Linked DNA regions of Homo sapiens: all the other regions are linked to region 3. A link is a contact called in ENCODE Hi-C or POLR2A ChIA-PET data. All regions are on one chromosome and are shown on one strand. The core of a region is the stretch at or near the end of the contact, and the rest is flanking DNA. Distances in the headings are between cores, read along the strand shown.

What was found. Hi-C counts contacts between places; a loop is a spot of excess contacts on that map. ChIA-PET counts read pairs that join two places held with the same protein, here RNA polymerase II (POLR2A). Pooled maps may share reads with other maps.
Region 1: a loop to region 3 is called in a pooled map, with 3 times the contacts of the local background. The contact joins two enhancer-like sites. A Hi-C loop is called at or near these places in 3 of 168 maps with a recorded cell type or tissue (Calu3, PC-9 and naive thymus-derived CD4-positive, alpha-beta T cell), 4 of 37 single-sample maps with no recorded cell type and 11 of 50 pooled maps. POLR2A ChIA-PET finds 5 or more read pairs at or near these places in 18 of 52 experiments (BJ, CD4-positive, alpha-beta T cell, CD8-positive, alpha-beta memory T cell and 13 more).
Region 2: a loop to region 3 is called in a pooled map, with 2.8 times the contacts of the local background. The contact joins two enhancer-like sites. A Hi-C loop is called at or near these places in 8 of 50 pooled maps. POLR2A ChIA-PET finds 5 or more read pairs at or near these places in 6 of 52 experiments (AG04450, B cell, CD4-positive, alpha-beta T cell and 3 more).

What each region holds. Positions count from the first base shown.
Region 1 is chr11:35,012,313-35,015,757 of GRCh38, reverse strand. It overlaps LOC105376626 (a long non-coding RNA gene), which reads left to right. Exons shown (of 4, transcript XR_001748180.2): 4 at 1-3,445. Among named protein-coding and RNA genes, the nearest start is that of MIR1343, 72 kb to the right of the region's middle. RefSeq lists an enhancer at 1,817-1,866. Within about 2 kb of position 2,042, at least 5 of the 41 ENCODE cell types and tissues checked have a DNase peak (open chromatin) inside an H3K27ac peak, as active enhancers do.
Region 2 is chr11:35,332,766-35,336,005 of GRCh38, reverse strand. All of the region lies in intron 1 of SLC1A2 (solute carrier family 1 member 2), which reads left to right. Among named protein-coding and RNA genes, the nearest start is that of SLC1A2-AS1, 53 kb to the right of the region's middle. Within about 2 kb of position 1,530, at least 2 of the 41 ENCODE cell types and tissues checked have a DNase peak (open chromatin) inside an H3K27ac peak, as active enhancers do; they include B cell, where a contact is called at or near this core.
Region 3 is chr11:35,181,099-35,184,318 of GRCh38, reverse strand. The region is part of intron 3 of CD44 (CD44 molecule (IN blood group)); the gene reads right to left. Among named protein-coding and RNA genes, the nearest start is that of SNORD164, 20 kb to the right of the region's middle. Within about 2 kb of position 1,803, at least 3 of the 41 ENCODE cell types and tissues checked have a DNase peak (open chromatin) inside an H3K27ac peak, as active enhancers do; they include B cell, where a contact is called at or near this core.

The sequences.
Region 1 (3,445 bases), core at 793-3,292, 170 kb after region 3:
GGGCAGAGCATATGACTGGTGTGGTGGTTGCTGCGTGGCTTTGAAGTCACACGGATTTGAGTTCCAGTCCCTGCCTACTAGCTGAGCAAATGTGGTCAAGGGTCTGTGACTGAAATTCTCATTGATAAAGCAGGGATAATAATACCTACCTTGTTGTCGAGATGTCATGAGGTGATGTAAGCAAAGCATCAGAACAGTACCTAGCACATAGTAAGTGGTTATCATCAGCTTGTGTGTCTGCTGTATATGCTGAACTGCTTGAGTCCATCTCCAATTGAAGCTGTATTTACCAGGATCCACTCAACCACTACCTTGATCATTAACACCTCCTTATTTGTGGACTCATGAATACAAGGCACTTGCATCTGCGGGGCTTCAAACTTAGCCCAGTGAAATGGCAGTCTTTTTTAGTTTTCTAAACACCTGGAGGTGACTTTTTCCCTGCCTCTGACTTTAAAAACATAATGAAATTTTACAGAGTTTTATAGCACTGAACTTTATGTAAAATCAAAAGAGCCCGTGAAATAAGAGAGCAATTGGTTGTAAGCAAGCCCCTTCATGAACATGGGCATTTTTTTTTTAACGTCTTTGTATCTGTGAGCATCTCCTTCTCTTCCTATCCTTAAGTGTATTATTTGTCATGAAAGCAAAGTGCTTTTAAAAAATTGTGTTTGATTCCATGGTTCCCAACAATGGCTGGACTTCAAACTCACCTGTGGTGCTTAAGATTATATATCTGTATACTTTTGTTTAAAATGAATATTATAAAAATTTATGTTTAAAAATATGTGTGTATATACATACATAGTTACATACACCCAAGGCACATATGTGCATGTGTATACATAACATATACACATACATACATACACGCACACCACCACCAAAGCCCCACTAAAAAAATACTGGAATCTCTGGGAGTAATGGGGGCAAATAGGAGGAGTTAATGTTCAGGTAAGGCTATTATGGACCCATTGTTGAGAATCACAGTGGGTTAATTACTTGAAACAGTACCTATCTAAAGGACAGTTAAAGATTTTGGTATTAACCAGAAAGTCTTTTTTTTTTTTTTCTTAAATAATTTTGCAGGCAAGATGCTGCTGTTACAAGTTTTCTGTTCTGAATTATGTCTTCCATAGGAATGAAGCATCCACACAGTCCATCCAAGCATACTGTGAATCAAAACACATGTCATAGCTGGAACGAAAGCATTAGGACCATCTAACTGGATTCCACTGGAATGAGTCTCTGTGAAACCATGCCGAAGTCTTTGTAAACAACCACCCTAAAGAAAGCTACATGAAGAATAGCCAATAACAAAAGCACTGGATTTAACTCAATTTTGTGAAAAAACAAAAAAAACAAATATGATGCACACACTCTATCCTTTTGTGAACAAAATGCCACCAAACATTTGAAACTGGCCTAAGCATACATTGACATGTTTGACATGAAGCCCAGCCTTATTGATCAGCCTTTCCAATACCCCCCGCCCCCCATTCTTTATTCCCAATAGATACATCTTCTCACAGGTAATTGGGCAGAAAAATGCTTATTGACTGATCTTGAAAACTTCAATGCATCTAAAGCTGGAGAACATTCAAAAACCATGCTTCTCTTTATTTATTTCAGTTTCCATGGCAAGAGGAAAATAAAAGGCAACTGTTTTGAAAGCAACAACAGTAAACGAAGCAACATCTCTGGCAAGCAGGCAAACCTTAAAGAGTAAAAGTTATAAATCCCCATGTAGACAATACCTTGTAGGTATACCTTCCCCCAACCACGGGGATGACTCTTAATGGTGCTGACTAGGTATAGACACCAACTTGGGACCAGTAAGTTATTCTTAGAAGGTGCTAACTTTTGTATTTTCTTTTAGGTTCTTGCTGCTATGTTTCTCTTTCAATTGACTTCCAGAAATCAGACAGTGAAATCAATGGGGCTTTCCAGGCCACTGAATTCAAAGTAATCAGGGCAGGGTCAGAATGCTGATTGACTGTTTTCAACACACAGGGACCTGGAATTTGGGTTCTAGCTCTATCCCTCAGCACAGAGTCAGCAGACACAATGCCCTAGATGGTTGGATTTTCTAGTGTCTGTGACAGGCATCTTCAAAGCTGATTCCTCTCCCTCTGAGAAATCAAGGCCACCACCTTTAACTACTGACACAGTAGTGTACTTCCCGTACTGCAACCTCAGTCCCTTTTGTCACTTTTGCTTTGCATTCAAGTGCCTTGGCCAGTGTTAACTGCAGCACTTTGATTTCTCTTTCTATAAAGACTATCAAGTACCAAGTCATTTGTTTCTGCAACCATGTAACCCAAGGACATATTCTCCTGGATGAAATTCCAAGACCCCCCCCGCCACCAGAAGTCAGTGGAGAATAGGCACAGAAAAGATGATGAAGGTCATAGTTTCTAATAATTTGTTTTCTTTTTAAAAAAAATTTTTAATTTTTATTTTTTTGAGACAGAATCTCACTCCGTCACCCAGGCTGGGGTATGGTGGCATGATCTCGGCTCACAGCAACCTCTGCCTTCCAGGTTTAAGTGATTCTCCTGCCTCAGCCTCCTGAGTAGCTGGGATTACAGCCGCATGCCACCACGCCCAGCTAATCGTTTGTATTTTTAGTAGACACGGGGTTTCACCATGTTGGCCAGACTGGTCTCGAACTCCTGACCTCAAGCGATCTACCTGCCTTGGCCTTCCAGAGTGCTGGGATTACAGGCATGAGCCACCAAGCCCAACCAGTTTTCTTTCCTTTTTTTTTTTTTTTTTTTTTTTTTTTTCCTTTTTAAGGGAGGGGATTCCCTCAGTGGGTTTACTTAGAGTGAAACGGTATCTTGGCTTTGGACTTGCCCCTGCCTTCATTCATGTGGGTACTTTTTATTTAACTTTTCATTGTAGGTAGGCTCCCCTCTACCTAAAAAACCAAAGGGAAAAACCCCAATTCTTTAATTTACTCACATCCTGTTACGCTTTCACAAGCTGTTCATTTTCATACCAAGCCTCATCTTCTGCTGCCAACATCCTAGTTTGAAGGAAAGGGGGAGACAGGTCAACTGGTAGTGGTCCTGTCCTCAAAGGGAGAGAACTCCTGGGTACCTCTTTCCAGCAGCCCTAGGCTATTTCAAAATGTCAGCAGGTCTAATCCTAGAAGAAAACACCATTTACTTCTCAACCTGCTGGGGCATGGTGAGGTCTAAACAATACATTAACCAACAAAATCTGCCAGTTCCTGAGAACTGCCAGAGAACTGCCTGAGAACTCAGAGATAAACAGTAAGAGGTATGGTCAACCTTCAGGGGAATGAAGAGACTATCTCAATGCAGCAAAAATAAAGGAATTAATGTGCTCTGCAGCTTTAGAAAGGAACTCTCCTTCCTGGGGGTGCCTCCGTGTCCCTGGCTCTAGGAGACTACCTAACCAGCAAGGTTGATAGCAT
Region 2 (3,240 bases), core at 281-2,780, 150 kb before region 3:
ATGATCTTATTCCTTTTTATGGCTGCATAGTATTCCATTGTGTATTTGTACCATATAAGAAACCTTTTTTCAGCATCTTCTGTGGGAGGATGTCTGAAGAGACTGGATCAGATTTTTAACAACATTTTTTAATTTAATTTTTTAAAAATTTTATTTACTTAATTTTTTTGAGACTGGCTTATGAGACTACCTAATTTTTGTTTTTGGTAGAGACAGGGTTTCACCATGTTGCTCAGGTTGGTCTTGAACTCCTGGCCTCAAGTGATCCACCTGCCTTGGCCGCCCAAAGTGCTGGGATTGTAGATATGAGCCACTGACTTGGGTGAGACTGGATCAGATTTTGCTTGGCATTGTTGTGAAGACCCTGGTAGTAACTCATGATAGACTGTCTTCCTTTCTCCAAAAAATGAAGCCTCACATTATTCAAAGGAAAATCTCAAATTAAAAATCCTTTCCTGAGCATTTCCTTCAGCTATAGAGTTCAGCTAAATGGCATGCCCAGGGTCTGGATCATCAACACAGTCTGAGGTGATGAGTGATTACAGGCCAGAGGAGTACTGGGACCTCTGCTAATTTGTTCCCCGTGACTTCATCACAGCTGCCCTTGGTTGTGCAATTGCGGTTGCTATGGCTGAAGTTTGAAAGAACTTGGCCTGAAGCTGCCTATATGGCCAATATCTTGGGGGAAATATAGCTTTCAATAGATAGGTTTTATGGGTATTTGTGAAGAATTAGCAGCTATGAGGTTGAGGTTGGGTATGTTGATGAGACTGGAGGAGAAGTTTGCTTGAGAGTGGCAAAATACAACAATACACAACAATACACACACTTCCCCCCCATCAATGCATACACTCTTAACTACTTTGGACAATTGAAGGCTATGTCTATGATGCTGTAAATAAAGAAATATTGAAGAATGTTATTCTCATCTTAAAGTATCAGGTTCTTTCAGCTGCCATATTGTAATGAAAAGGGGTTGGGTTTGGATGAAGACAGACCAAGGTGTGATTCCCAGCTGTCTACTCCTAGCTACCCGACAATGGAAAAGTTACTTAACTTTGCTTTCTCATCTGTAAAATGACTAACAGTCACTTCTCATATTGTACAAAATGTCTGTCTTAAGGGATGTTGCAAAACAAAACAAAACAAAACAAAACAAAACAAAACAAAACAAAACAAAACAAAACAAAATTGCTCTCCAGCCAGACTCTACAAGCTGTGAGTCCAACTCACCAAATCTTCACATCCTGCCCCCCAAAGTAGACTGGTAAAGAAAAGGCTGAAGTCATGTCTCAGCATTTGAGCATTGCTCTCTAGTCATTGCTCTAGAGAGTTCTAATCTTGGGGCTACTGATAATAAGGGGCCATGCAGAGAAGATAGTGAAGCCCTCCTCCACCCGCTGTAACCTGCTAGTCAGTCATCAATGATTCTTAAAGCACTGCCTCTGCCTGCTCTCAGGAAGGTGAGATGACGCATCACTTGCTTTTGTTTTCACACCTGTCCCCTGGGAACCTTTGCTCAAAGTTGTAAATTATGTGACATCTTTAGTAACAACAACGTGATTCGCTCTGTTAAATCACTCCCTACCTGCTTGTAGCCTGGTGAATAAATTTTCATTCCTTTTTTGAAGATTTTACTTAAGCATATGAAGAAAGCTCCCATCTGTACAATGATGGAACCAAAAGGGACAGGGGCTGCTAACTTAATGAGAGCCAGGCAGGTATGCACATGAAATCAGGAAACAGTTTGCTTTCCTCTTAACACTCTCTTCAGAAAGACAGCAATGGAAGCCTGATGATAAATAGTAATTGACACTTCGCATTGGTGTCAAGGAGACAATAAGGGATGGTGGGGACTGTGGCAGACTGGAAAATCCATGCCTATCTAAGGGACAATCACTTCTTAGTTCTATCTGATTGTTGCCACTCAGGGATCTAGGTTTCATAATTATAAGTGGACAAAACCCTTTAGTAACTTTCAATAATAATACTGAAACAAAGTGCATTGAAGTTTACTTAAGAAAAACTTAAATGAGCAGTGGCTTGCACCTGTAATCCCAGCACTTTTGGAGGCCAAGGCAGGTAGATTACTTGAGGCCAGGAGTTCAAGATCAGCCTGGCCAACATGGCAAAACCCCGTCTCTACTAAAAATACAAAAAAAAAAAAAAAAAAAAAAATTAGCTGGCATGGTGGTGCATGCCTGTCATCCCAGCTACTCGGGAGGCTGAGGCATGAGAATTGCTTGAACCTGGGAGGCAGAGGTTATAGTGAGCTGAGATCGTGCCTCTGCACTCCAGCTTGGGCAACAGAGCAAGACACTGTCTCAAGGGGAAAAAAAAAGAGAAAGAAAAACTTACATGATTAACAATATCTTACTATAAATTAAAGGGTTTTAGAATAAATTTCCAACTCTTCGTCATTAACATTGTTAAAGTTACTGCTTATTTAGCTTAGCAATAAAGAAAAGGAATCCTTATCTTAAGGTGAATAAATTCTGTGACATCTGTTAATTTTGGTATAACAATATAGGTAAAAGTTATGTTTTCTTTTTGTTTCTGTTTATGGTTTTTGCTTTTTTTTTTTTTCCTGAGGCAGAGTCTCATTCTGTCACCCAGGCTGGACAGCAGTGGTGCCATCTTAGCTCACTGCTGCCTCCGCCTCCCAGGTTCAAGTGATTCTCCTGCGTCAGCCTCCCCAGTAGCTGGGATTACAGGCATGCACCACCACACCTGGCTAATTTTAGTATTTTTTTTTAGTAGAGATGGGGTTTCACCATTTTGGCAAGGCTGGTCTCAAACTCCTGACCTCAGATGATCCACCCACCTTGGCCTCCCAAATTGCTGGGATTACAGGTGTGAGCCACTGTGCCCCCTCACTGCACCCTGCCAAAGGTTATGTTTTTTGAGTAGCTGCGAAAGAGACCTGTTCGGAGAGTGAATACTTGATCAGCTGTGTGCGGATGGGGAATGAGACCACTCCAGGGAGCCAACCTGAGGAACAGTTGGCAGTTGTTTGAAGATCCACCAGGTTTAGCTCAGTGGGCTAAGGAAGTTAAGAGCGAGAACTGAAGTAAAAGAGAAAGAGGAGAGAGACTCTGAAGAGTATGGGGAGGAAGAACAAATTTGCTTATAATGAAATTGTATTGCATGTTCTCTAGGTAGCGTGTGCTGCAGACTTCTTCCCTTTCTCCCCATAAAATACAAAAACAATTTCTGCCCTAAGGAACTGTGGAGTCGAAT
Region 3 (3,220 bases), core at 554-3,053:
AAACCCTAAGACAGTTTTGTAAATTATTAGAGCATTTGTTCACATGGACCCCCTTCATGCTCCAATTCACCTTAACTTTTATAAAGAACATCAAATCTGGCAAATATGCTTAGTGGATTGACCCAAATGTGCAATTAACAGACTCATGCTCTCATGTCGGATTCCAGGGCCTTATTAGATAGCCTTTCTTTCCATTTAATGAGCTCTGTACTGCTTGGAAAGCTAGACCTGGTGAGGTGTTCCTGAATCTGAGGACTTGTTAGAAATTCTCTGAGGTGGGCTTTCTCATAAACCTTGGCTTCAACACACCAAAATAACCAAGAGAAACATTAATTATTCAGTCTAACCACTAATCTCTGGTTGCCAGATAGAAAGGCACCCTCTTCAATGCTTGATACATTTTAGGTATCTCATAAATATTCTCAAATAGTTGTTGAATAAAGGAGGAAATGGATAAACAAGTACATGTAGAATCTTCCCTTTAATTCTACCCTCAAAAGAAAATGAGGCACTTGACTGAAAGCAAGCTTAATAAATGAATCAATTCAAGTCAGTTCTGTGTTCACACAGAAGTCACCAGGCTCACGTTGGGCCTCAACCACTGAAAATGAGGGAAAAAAAATCACAAAGGCCTTTTCAAGTTCTGCCTTATTTTCATTTGTTAGCCACAGGCCATGTTTTCTAAAAATACTGCTAAAACTTAAGCTTATGGAAGCTATCTACTAAGATCAAGCTGACTTTTATCCCTGTAGCCGTTTTATGGGGGGGATCACAGCACTGGGACATGACCACCTGCTAGCAGCTTTCAGGCTAAATTAGATTCAGGGATCCTTGCAATGAAATCTTTGCATAGGGCAGTTTATCAAAATCTTTAGCTCACTTAATACCCCTATCATCTGACTCTAATCCAAGACATTCAGAATTTATTTATCCTTAAACACATTTATCCTCTTCTCCAGTTTCTTTCTTTTTTTTTTTTTGTCTCATTGCTTCAACAAGATTGTTAACTCCTTTAAGACAAGAAATGTAGCCTCCAGTTCTTTCTTACTCCATCTCTGCCTAGTGCAGTACTGAGCACATAGAGGTGATCAATAAATATTCCCTTTAAACTTAAATAAAAACTTACAAAAGTAGCCATCAATATCGAGTCAATTTGGAAAATAGACAAAAGGAAAAATATTACTTCTAGCTTTATTATTTAATTCATCCATTTTAGTAAGGAACATACCCCCTGTACTTCTCAAGCTTTTCAACTGAACTAACCCTCCAAAGAGAAGAAAATTAATCAATGCTCTTGCTCCCAACTCCAGGTATGGGCCCAACCTCATGAACAAAATTAAGGATAGAAACAAGTCTCAGTCGCAGCCTGCCTAGATGGCTTCGATGCCAGGCAATAAAACAGTGTGAGCTTCTATCTGAGTTGAGGTTCCTTTTAGCAAGTGAAACCAACTTGCAAAACAGGTAAGACAATGTGGGTATGCAACTACATAATTTATTGCATACATTCACTCAGCAAGACTCAATGGGAGATGCAATAAGCAGTGCCCAGAGACTCAGGAGTGTATAGCCTCATGCCAGCCCTTTCCCAATGAGTCAACCTCTTCATCTAAAGCACAAGCTTTTCCCAATGTCTCCCTCTGACCTGTTGCACTGAGATGGAGCTAGCTAGACCACATGTTGCTCTATGTCTATTTCTTACTTTTTTATATGTGGTTTTCTCATTATAATATCATTAGAACGACATGCTAGACATGGGTATGGGAACTGAGTATGTATGAGTCGTGTACTACTTAGTGTTAATTGGACTCCCTTCCCTTTAGTCAAACTCCATTTGTGTTCTTCACTCATATAACAGGGAGGAGTAAACATTCTACAGTTTTCTGTTCCTGTTTCGTATGTCTCTCGATAGATTCAGTGACCTGTAAATTTTTGTCAAAATCTACTGGCTTCACGCACTCCATTTCAACTAGCCAGCCCTGATACTTTGTCCTAAACTCTAGATTTCTTCTCTGAATTTCCACTCTGATCCCTACTGTTCACACAACAAAGGGTAGGTGGTGTAGACTAAAGCCACTGATGTAATCTCACAATTAATTTTAATTTTTGGGTTTTTTTTAGTAGTGAGTAGAAGAAAGATCTCATAATTAAGTTGATGTCCTTTTTATAGTTTAAAAATCCATGCAGCTTTTTATATTTTACTACCATATATATGGTATATGTATATTTATATTTGATGTATATGGTATATATATCTGTGATATCTTGATTTTATATATATAAATGTGTATATATTTATATATACATATATACATATATATAAATATAAATTTATATATAATATATAATATTTATATATATAAAATTTATATATATTATATATAATTTATATATAATATAATATATAATATATATTATATATTATATTATATATAGAATTATATATAATATATATATATAAATTTATATATAAATATAATTTTTATATATTTATAATATATATTTAAATATATAAATATAATTTATATATAAATTTATATAAATAAATATAAATATATAAATATAAATTTATATAAATGAATATAAATATATAAATATAAATAAATATTTATAAATATATATAAATAAATATATATATAAATATATATATATGTATATGTATATATCTGTGTTTGTCTCAGGCTGATAATGTCTTAAGTCCCTTTCCAGCTAATTTAACATCCCCTTCACATCTTTAGGGAAAACTGACACTCCAGCAAGATGTACCAAGTTTACCTCAAGGCTTCATCTTTCCCTTCACCCAACTTCAAACCTTCCATGGGAACAGAAGGCCCAGTTTAAGAGGTAAGACTTTTGATAGTTGGCATCGAGATATTTGACATTTATATTTTGATCCTTCTCAAAAAATTCTGAAAATTCATGATGCATAGAATTCTTTAATTTTGCTAGGACTTGAATAAGGCTCATAAGCCTGATTTTCTAGGTTAATGGTTGGGAGAAAGTCACAAAGACATAGAGAAAGGCTGGCCTGTGTCCTAGCATCTACATCTTAACTTAGGTTTCTTCTTCTCTGGTTCTTTCAACTGTTGGGTAAGGGATATTTAAGAAGGTCAAAGGCATACCATATACTCTCCAAGGCTTTTTTCCAGCCCTCTCATATAATAAATACCTCTCAGCTAAGACATTTGACTTACACCCCAAAGCTATCATTAGATTCATGTCA